2 separate regions of the Mus musculus genome follow, and region 2 is linked to region 1. Evidence: chromatin contacts called from ENCODE Hi-C or POLR2A ChIA-PET data. All regions are on one chromosome and are shown on one strand. The core of a region is the stretch at or near the end of the contact, and the rest is flanking DNA. Distances in the headings are between cores, read along the strand shown.

Region 1 (4,045 bases), core at 1,134-3,633:
TAAGTCTCATGTATATACAGTTTTCACCACTCTAACAATCCATGGTCTAGGACAGACTTCAGTATAATATATTAGATTTAGACTATTTTCTCTATTTGATTCAGGATACTTGATTAAGATGGCCACAGTTGTCTTATCTTTTTGCACTAGTAGGAATTTATTAATAGAAACCACTCTAGATTACTATAATCTGAACTCATACCACACTGAATTTTGTTTTGAATTTTGAATTTTCCCAACCTCTTCACAGTAAGGTCACTGTCACTGACTGAGAAATTAGAGGTAAATGCGTGACTATGTGCAGAAAGGAGAGTCTGAAGACTCTATGGATCACAACTTTTTCTATTCATGAATCCCATTGAAGAGAGAGAAGTGCAAACATCTATGAAAATCCCTGAGTGGCGCTGTGACCATACACCTGCTAGTTTGAGGTAACAAGGCAGCAACAAGTCAAAACACCCATGTTCCCAGTTCCCAGGCCCACAGCCAGACTTTATGGCGCCATTTCCTCAATTGAGCCTTAGTGACCCTTGGCATTCGAACTCGAGAGCCAACAAAATGCAACACATTGATATGGCAAAGACACTTCTCTGAGAAATTCACACCCATGCTTCCTGAGGTACCTCATTCTTTCCCTGACTGACTCATTCTTTCTCTGTTTTAATAATCTCCATCTCTGCTTCATACTAGATCATCCCAACATTATTTTCTATGACAAAAAGCAAAGAATCATCTTTACATGAGTAGAAGTCCCTAGTAGAGTAAGGGAAGTTATCAGGCTATTGGTTGTGTTACCCACTATGCCACAGATGGAACGAGTTATATTTCCCATCTCTAAGAACAATGATCATAAATACCAATGCACAGCAACAAATATTTTTAGCAGAATACAGTCAGCACTTAAGCTTCAGTCCTGGGACATGGCCAAAATGTAAGAAATGTCTTCATGCTACATAGTTTGTTTTGATCTTAACATTCTACTTTTATGCCTTCATCCCTATAATATGTCTTTCTTCTTAATATAAATTCTCTGGTTATGAGGCAACTTAAGAAATCCAACAGTTAATAAACAAACAACACTCAAACTCACTATAAATGGAACATGGCATGGTGTCTTGATCAATATTTAGCAAAGCATCCTTCACTGATATTTATAAATTAAAATAAATATATGAGCATCTCCAAATTTCTTTTCTACATCTCATATGTTGTTTATATACCCAGTGAAATTCTGCCATTTCCTAAGCAAATTAGTAATTAGATCCTGTCTTAACCAATAAGTTATGGCTTAATAGTCATCTGAAAGAATAGAGAAGGTTTAAGGGGCAAGTCACAAAGGAAAGAACAAAGTGACAGATGGCCATCTTCCTAGGGCACAGAGGAGTAAAGAGGAGGAGAAGTCAGGAGGAACGGAAGTTAACGTCACTATCAGCTACACAGAACACTTCAGGGCAGCCTGGACTACACAAGAAACTGACTCAAAATCCCAATACAAACACAAAAGGATGGCAATAGGAAGGGGGAAAAGGTAGCTATGGTTACCAGCATAACACACAAATAACGTCAGTCAAAACTTCAACAGGGAAAGGGGAGGGGTTCACAAGGCCCCACCCTTAGCTAAGGATCGGTTGGAATTCATGACCACTGAAAAAGAGATTCGTTTTGTTTGTTTGTTTGTTTGTTTATTTTGCTTGGAGGTGTGGCCAGTGAGCGTCCACGTTCTAGGGGATGTCCTGTGCGCCCTCCCTTCCCCGCCCCATACACACAGGTATGCACACTAGAGCAATACTAAGTGGACTCAGTGGGTTATAAAACAAAAACAAAACCACCAGGACAGGAAATTGGGAGTGGAGCATTTTGGGAGATACCTGGTACTGTTGAAGTAGGGGACAGTAGGGGTGGATTTGATCGGACTGCATTGTATATACATCTATTAAATTCCGGATAACAGAAGCCATCGAGACAGTGTCAGCTAAGGGCATGCTTCCACACCTCAGGCACAAGCTGACAGCAGATGCACCCTGCCAGGCACCCTTCTCCATTCCTAGGCTACCGAGCCAGCTCTCCTGCCCCAGAAGTGCAGGACAGAACAGGGCAACGGCACCTTAAAAGAGAGGCCACTCCCAGCTCCATCCCTCCTCCAGCGTTAACCAGCACCGGAATGGACAAGCCTAGGTCACCACAGTACCTCCCATTCAACTTCTTCCCGCCTCCCTCCAAGGCGGACCCGCCCACCCCGCAACGTCCCTCTGGCTGCGCTACATCCTGGGACCAACCTCCATGCCAGAGATGCTACCAGAGCGCGCACAGGACCCGACACTGGCCCAACTTTGGAGAAGACCGCCAGAGAGGGAGACACACACAGGCGCAGAAGAAACACGGAAGCGCCCTTCCCAGAGTCCCTGTTTGTGACGTCGCCGCGGACGAGACTACATTTCCCACAATTCTCTGCGAGCGAGTTTCACAAAGCCGTGGTAGGTGATTTGAAACGTTCCCAAGTTACTGTCAGGCTGTTTGCCAAAGAGAATGGGTAGAAACAAGCCACTTCTGAAGGTGGATAGCCACGGGGAGTCAGGGTACCGCGTTTAAATTTTCAAAATGAGTATGGGTTGAACCTTTGACAGCATTGTTTATTATGTGTACTGGATACTTTGGGTCCATATATTGTGATTTTAAAACTCAACCTGCTTCCTACAAAATGTTTCGTTTTTGTTTTTGTTTTGCTTTGCTTTGGTTTGGTTTGTTTTTCCAGACAGGGTTTCTCTGTATAGCTCTGGCTGTCCTGGAACTCACTCTACAAACCAGGCTGGCCTCTAACTCAGAAATCCTCCTGCCTCTGCCTCCCAAGTGCTGGGATTAAAGGTGTGCGCCACCACTGCCCAGCTGTGTTTGTTTGTTTGTTTTTGTTTTGTTTTTAAAAAAGATTTATTATTATATGTAAGTACACTGTAGCTGTCCTCAAACACACCAGAAGAGGGAGTCAGGTCTCATTATGGATGGTTGTAAGCCACCATGTGGTTGCTGGTATTTGAACTCAGGACCCTCGGAAGAGCAGCTAGTGCTCTTAACCTCTGAGCTATCTCACCCACCCCAAAATGTTTCACATCACAAGGCAAACATGGATTAAAAAAATGAGCTAATATTTTGAGAAGACAATTCTTAAAATGAGAAATGAAAACAGACAATGAACATGTGAAAAAGTGTTGGTCCAAATAACTGGAACTTCAAACTAAAGATGATTGTATAGAAGCAAGTGTGGTTTTACATGTTGAAAATCCCAGATGTTGGTTACTGGAGATAGGAATAGGAGTCCGAGGTCACCTATAGACATATAGAAAGTTTGAAACATGTTTGGTATACATGACTCCCCACTCAAAAACAAAACAGATTCAGAAAATGAGATCACAGAATGTATATGCTTTGAGTAAACTTGCATACTAAAGTGTTACATGTACCTTTTGCTACCCCACCTAAGCTCTGGGAACAGGCAGTGCTATCAGCCCCTCACCTAGAGAATACTGGATCTTTGGATAAAAAACACAGACACACAAAGCAGTTAATCTTAAAATGTCTTTGCTAACTCAATGACAGGGCATTGCTAAATCTCAAACTCAAACTGTTCTAGAATTCAATTGTGGGGCAATGGGCTATGCACAGAGACAGCCTGGTCTCCAGTCGAACTTAGTTAGGTCTTGAACCCCGGTGGGACCCGGTGGGTGGTAATTTTCACCTACATGGGACAGAAGGCATTCGATCATGTCTCCTGGACCCCTAGCTCCTGTCGAAGTTACCGCCCCCAACAGTCCCCAAAGGAGAGGCTTGTGGCTATCAGTGACATAGACAATGTCCCAAGCTGCTGGCATTCTGGCTAGACTCCGCCCCACAGTTACCTAGCAACAGAAAGATAGCCAGCCCACTATAAGAGGGGCTGCTTGGCTCCACCTCACTCTCTTAAGCTTTCACCTTTCTTACTCCCTAGCTCTCTTTCTCTCTTTCCCTTCCTGCTCTCTCCACATAGCCATGGCCAGACTCTCTCTCTCTTTCT
Region 2 (4,216 bases), core at 137-2,636, 67 kb after region 1:
ATTACAATACATAGCAACAGACCAGATCTCAACACATAACATATATTGGAAAACTAGCTATGCTCAGAAATACTAACTTTTGTGGTTTCTGTCAATGCCCTTCACTGCAGCATTCAGGAGGAGGACAGACCAGTCATGACACTTGCCAATCAAGTACAGGTACATGTATTGTTCCTTGACTCTAATTTTTCTAATTTGAGGAAGCCGTTCTGCATTCCTGGATAAACATACTCACTGGAAAAGAAGAATTAAATATGGACTCGGCACAGTATCTTCTTTGAAACAGCTTCTTTTTGAATCATTAGGATTCAGGGAAGTAGGAAGTCTTTTCTGTAACAGGGTTTGTAACTTTGACTCAACCATGAACTGCACAAGAATAAACCTTCCCAAGAAGAGACATGAATTCTCAATACTCTATGTTTCCAGTGTAACTCCTTTAATACAGTGATCTCATTAGACAGTATTATGAATATTTCTGATATCTTTGTATTCAAGAAGAAAATATCTCAGTGTTCTGTTTAGGAGAAGTGAGGGAAATTCAAGACAGATAACACTAATGTTCAAATATTGTCAAATATGACCGATGACAGGATCAGTGCAGAGACAGAAAAATCAATAAGGAACATCAAACCTAAGGCAGGGGGAAATCCTATAGTGCACAGTGGATTAAGAGTTAGTACACACGCCGGGCGTGGTGGCGCACACCTTTAATCCCAGCTCTCCGGAGGCAGAGGCAGGCAGATTTCTGATTTCGAGGCCAGCCTGGTCTACAGAGTGAGTTCCAGGACAGCCAGAGAAACCCTATACAGAGAAACCCTGCCTCGAAAAAAAAGAGTTAGTACACACATCATTGTGATCCCAGTAACTCTGTCCCGCCCCTTGGGAGACATACAGAAGAGAAAAACCAGTGGAGTGCTCAGAAAACATCTGCTGGTGACTAGCTTTGATTTCTAATTCTTCTATCTTAAGCGACTAGGATGGTTTCAATAGAATCGTAAAGAGATAATGCTCACTCCTACATTAACTTCCTGCTTCCACATTCTTAAATAAAGCAGATCATGAAAGCATGAATTTTCCATTTGTTAATAAGATTCTATAGTAGGTCGGAGTTTTTAAATCAAAATGTTTTATCAGAGATAACATGGAAACCTGATAGGCGGGATTAATGTGAAAGGTTCAGCTCACAGGCAAACATTTCGTGCCGTGACCAAGGACTGTAAAAGAGCCCAAATTCCCTGTGCATGTCCATGTGCACCTGCTCTCAGTGGACTGTAATCCAGGCAGTGTACAAAACCTCTTCAGTGGGTTCCCGGAAGTCCTTCCAATTGATTTGTGGGAAATGTAGTCCCGGCCCCTGTGACGGCATCAGAAAGTGCTGTCAGCATCAAATTTCCATATTCTTTCGTCAAAGGTCGCTTCTCAAATTTGTGCAGTTGTCCTGTTGAGCGCTGCATTTGGATTTCTGACATGGAGGTTGGTGCAGGGAACAGCACCATCTTGCAGATATGAGGGACTGTGCAGGGTGGCGGGTAGGGCACGGAGAGTGCCGGCTTGGGCTTGTTGTGAGACAGGAAGCTGCTGACCTGGAGATGCTGTGCTGACCTAGGCTGGGTCACTGTCCCTGGGCACAGGTTTGATGAGGAGAACGTTAGAAACTACAGGATGGCAAGGGCAGGCAGGGTCTGCACACTGCCTGTGCCTGCGATGCTGACCAGAGCTCAAGCATGTTTAAAGGGAAACGTGCTCGGCCTAGTTGACCCATTCTCACTGGCTGTAGTCAGATTCTCTGGACATACAGAACACGGGGACATCTACCGCCCCCTATACGTCATGTCCTGGAGACTACTCCTTGTTTGAGTTCACACAGCTTTCTAAAGTTCCTAGTGTCCAGGGACAGAGAGTCCTGTGACGGTGATTGTTGTGTGGGGTGTTAATTACTTTTCCTTTGGAATGAATTGTTAGATTTATGGATGCCTTGGTTAGAGTGGGAATTTCTAATAGACATCTCAGTGACATGATTCCTCACAATACATGGCTGTATAGCCACAGAATAATCTTGTAATTGGTAACATCCCGTGTTTGCACAATCTATGTAATTATGGATTTTACACAGATTAAAAATGACTAGACAGTAATACCTCAACGGTTCTGAGTATGTTTGTGTTCTGAGTATGTGTTCTGTCCAGTATTTGGACTTCTTTTCAGATGTGAGAGATAGATGACTTGGTGTGATGAGAGAAAGATCGCTGGGAGGAGCTGGAAAGTCTGAAAGGGAAGGAGGAAATATCTCTGCTCATCTGCCAGGCTCTGTACATTGTTCTCTTTAATCTGGCAGGATCTGGATATTGTCTCATCATGTGATTTTCTTATGTATGTTCCTATTATTGGCAGTGTTCGAACTCTCTTAAATTTTCCCTGTCCCTCAATGTGACTTTCAGGTTTACTGATGCACCCTTAATAGTTTTAGGAAGAAGTCTTCAAATTTTTCAACTGTATTAGAAAGGCTGCAAGATAAATTTCAAAACCTGTGGCATACTTGGGAACTTATGATTTGCATATAGTAGGTTCCTGTTCATGCAAAATGCATAGTTGTCCTTTTGAAGAGTTAAGAGAATAGTTTAGTCCAGAGCCATTTTTGTAGCCATGATCTGAGAACACAGGTTTAATTAATCCAAATTCCATGCTCCAACATGAAATCTATTTCATGGTTTTACAGAACAAAGAATGTCATTAACCTAAGAAAGCTTAAAATACATTGGTGTAAGTCTGATAGAGGTATGTATATGTACCTTGAGATATGGGAGATATTCTATTCACCTAAGATACCATCTGCTGAGATTTTAGCTTTTGGGTTGATAGAATCTCATGTTCTGCCTAGTCAGTGGATTCTGAGAGGTTTTTATCTATTAACAAGCTGTGTGGTCCACTACATAGTGAGGCAAGGACTGTCCCTGAAGGGAAAATCAGCCCAAGACAGCTAACCCTGAACCTGCAGAATTCCAGGCTCTGCCCCTCAGTGAACTTCCACGTGGGCCATCAGTCTCTGCACACACAGACTCCTTACAAGAGTTTTGCATTCACAACATACACACAGGTTTTCTTTGTGTGTTTGTTTTTTCAGGGTTTCTTCTCCACATCCCCTCCTCCATCTCAGGCGATCTTGCTTATACTGTCCTCAGTCAAACCAAGCTTTAGTGAGCTGGAGATAAACAAGATAAACAAGATTGAGGGACACTGGATCCAGCTAACCAACAGAAACAGGACCCAAATGATTAGATTCAGAAATGAACAGGGAGATTTTACAACAGATACCAAAAACTTCAGACTATCATAAAGGGATATTTTGAAAATCTGTCCAGTGTAATTGGAAAATCTAAAAGACATCACTCATATCTACTTGTTGTAGACAACTTTGTACTGGCTAGTTTTGTCTCAACTTGACACAGGCTGGAGTTATCACAGAGAAAGGAGCTTCAGTTGGGGAAATGCCTCCACGAGATCCAGCTGTAAGGCATTTTCTCAATTAGTGATCGTGGGCAGGGGGGGGGTCCCTTTGTGGGTGGTGCCATCTCTACATCAAGCTGGTAGTCTTGGTTCTATAAGAGAGCAGGCTGAGCAAGCCAGGGGAAGAAAACCAGTAAAGTAGCATCCCTCCATGGCCTCTGCATCAGCTCCTGCTTTCTGACCTGCTTGAGTTCCAGTCCTGACATCCTTTGGTGATCAACAGCACTGTGGAAGTGTAAGCTGAATAAACCCTTTCCTCCCCAACTGCTTCTTGGTCATGATGTTTGTGCAGGAATAGAAACCCTGACTAAGTTGGATTCATTTCTTGATTCATTCTTCTGGCCTGTATCTCGTGAAAGGAGAACTCTGGGTGGGCATCACTTATTTTGGTATGTGAGTGTTCATTGTCAGTATGTCCCACATTTTCAGTGTTGTTCGTGTTCTCAGTGGCCCTTTGTGGTTTTGTAATTGTGGCTTCTGATTCTTTTTCATGGTTTCTTGGCTATGCTCATCTCTCTTGTCAGCCTAAAATGGTGGTTTCTGTATTTTCTTTATGTTTGATTTGTAAGATACAACTTTGTAATGCTCTTTATTATGTTTTTCTGTCTTTTTCAGTCGCTGCAGATAGTTGTGCAGTGTGCAGTGTCTTAAGTTGGATATCATTGTCTTTTAGGAGTTGGAATGATTACTCCAGGCTCTTCTGACTTTCAAA

What was found. Hi-C counts contacts between places; a loop is a spot of excess contacts on that map. ChIA-PET counts read pairs that join two places held with the same protein, here RNA polymerase II (POLR2A).
Region 2: a loop to region 1 is called in a map of left cerebral cortex, with 4 times the contacts of the local background. The contact joins the promoter of Zfp759 here to the promoter of Zfp712 in region 1. A Hi-C loop is called at or near these places in 5 of 37 maps with a recorded cell type or tissue (heart and left cerebral cortex). POLR2A ChIA-PET finds 5 or more read pairs at or near these places in 3 of 5 experiments (Patski and embryonic stem cell).

The regions. Positions count from the first base shown.
Region 1 is chr13:67,058,787-67,062,831 of GRCm38, forward strand. Zfp712 (zinc finger protein 712) reads right to left here and starts at 2,384. Exons shown (of 4, transcript NM_001166218.1): 1 at 2,277-2,384. The coding sequence starts at 2,282.
Region 2 is chr13:67,126,842-67,131,057 of GRCm38, forward strand. Zfp759 (zinc finger protein 759) reads left to right here and starts at 1,387. Exons shown (of 4, transcript NM_172392.3): 1 at 1,387-1,473. The coding sequence starts at 1,468.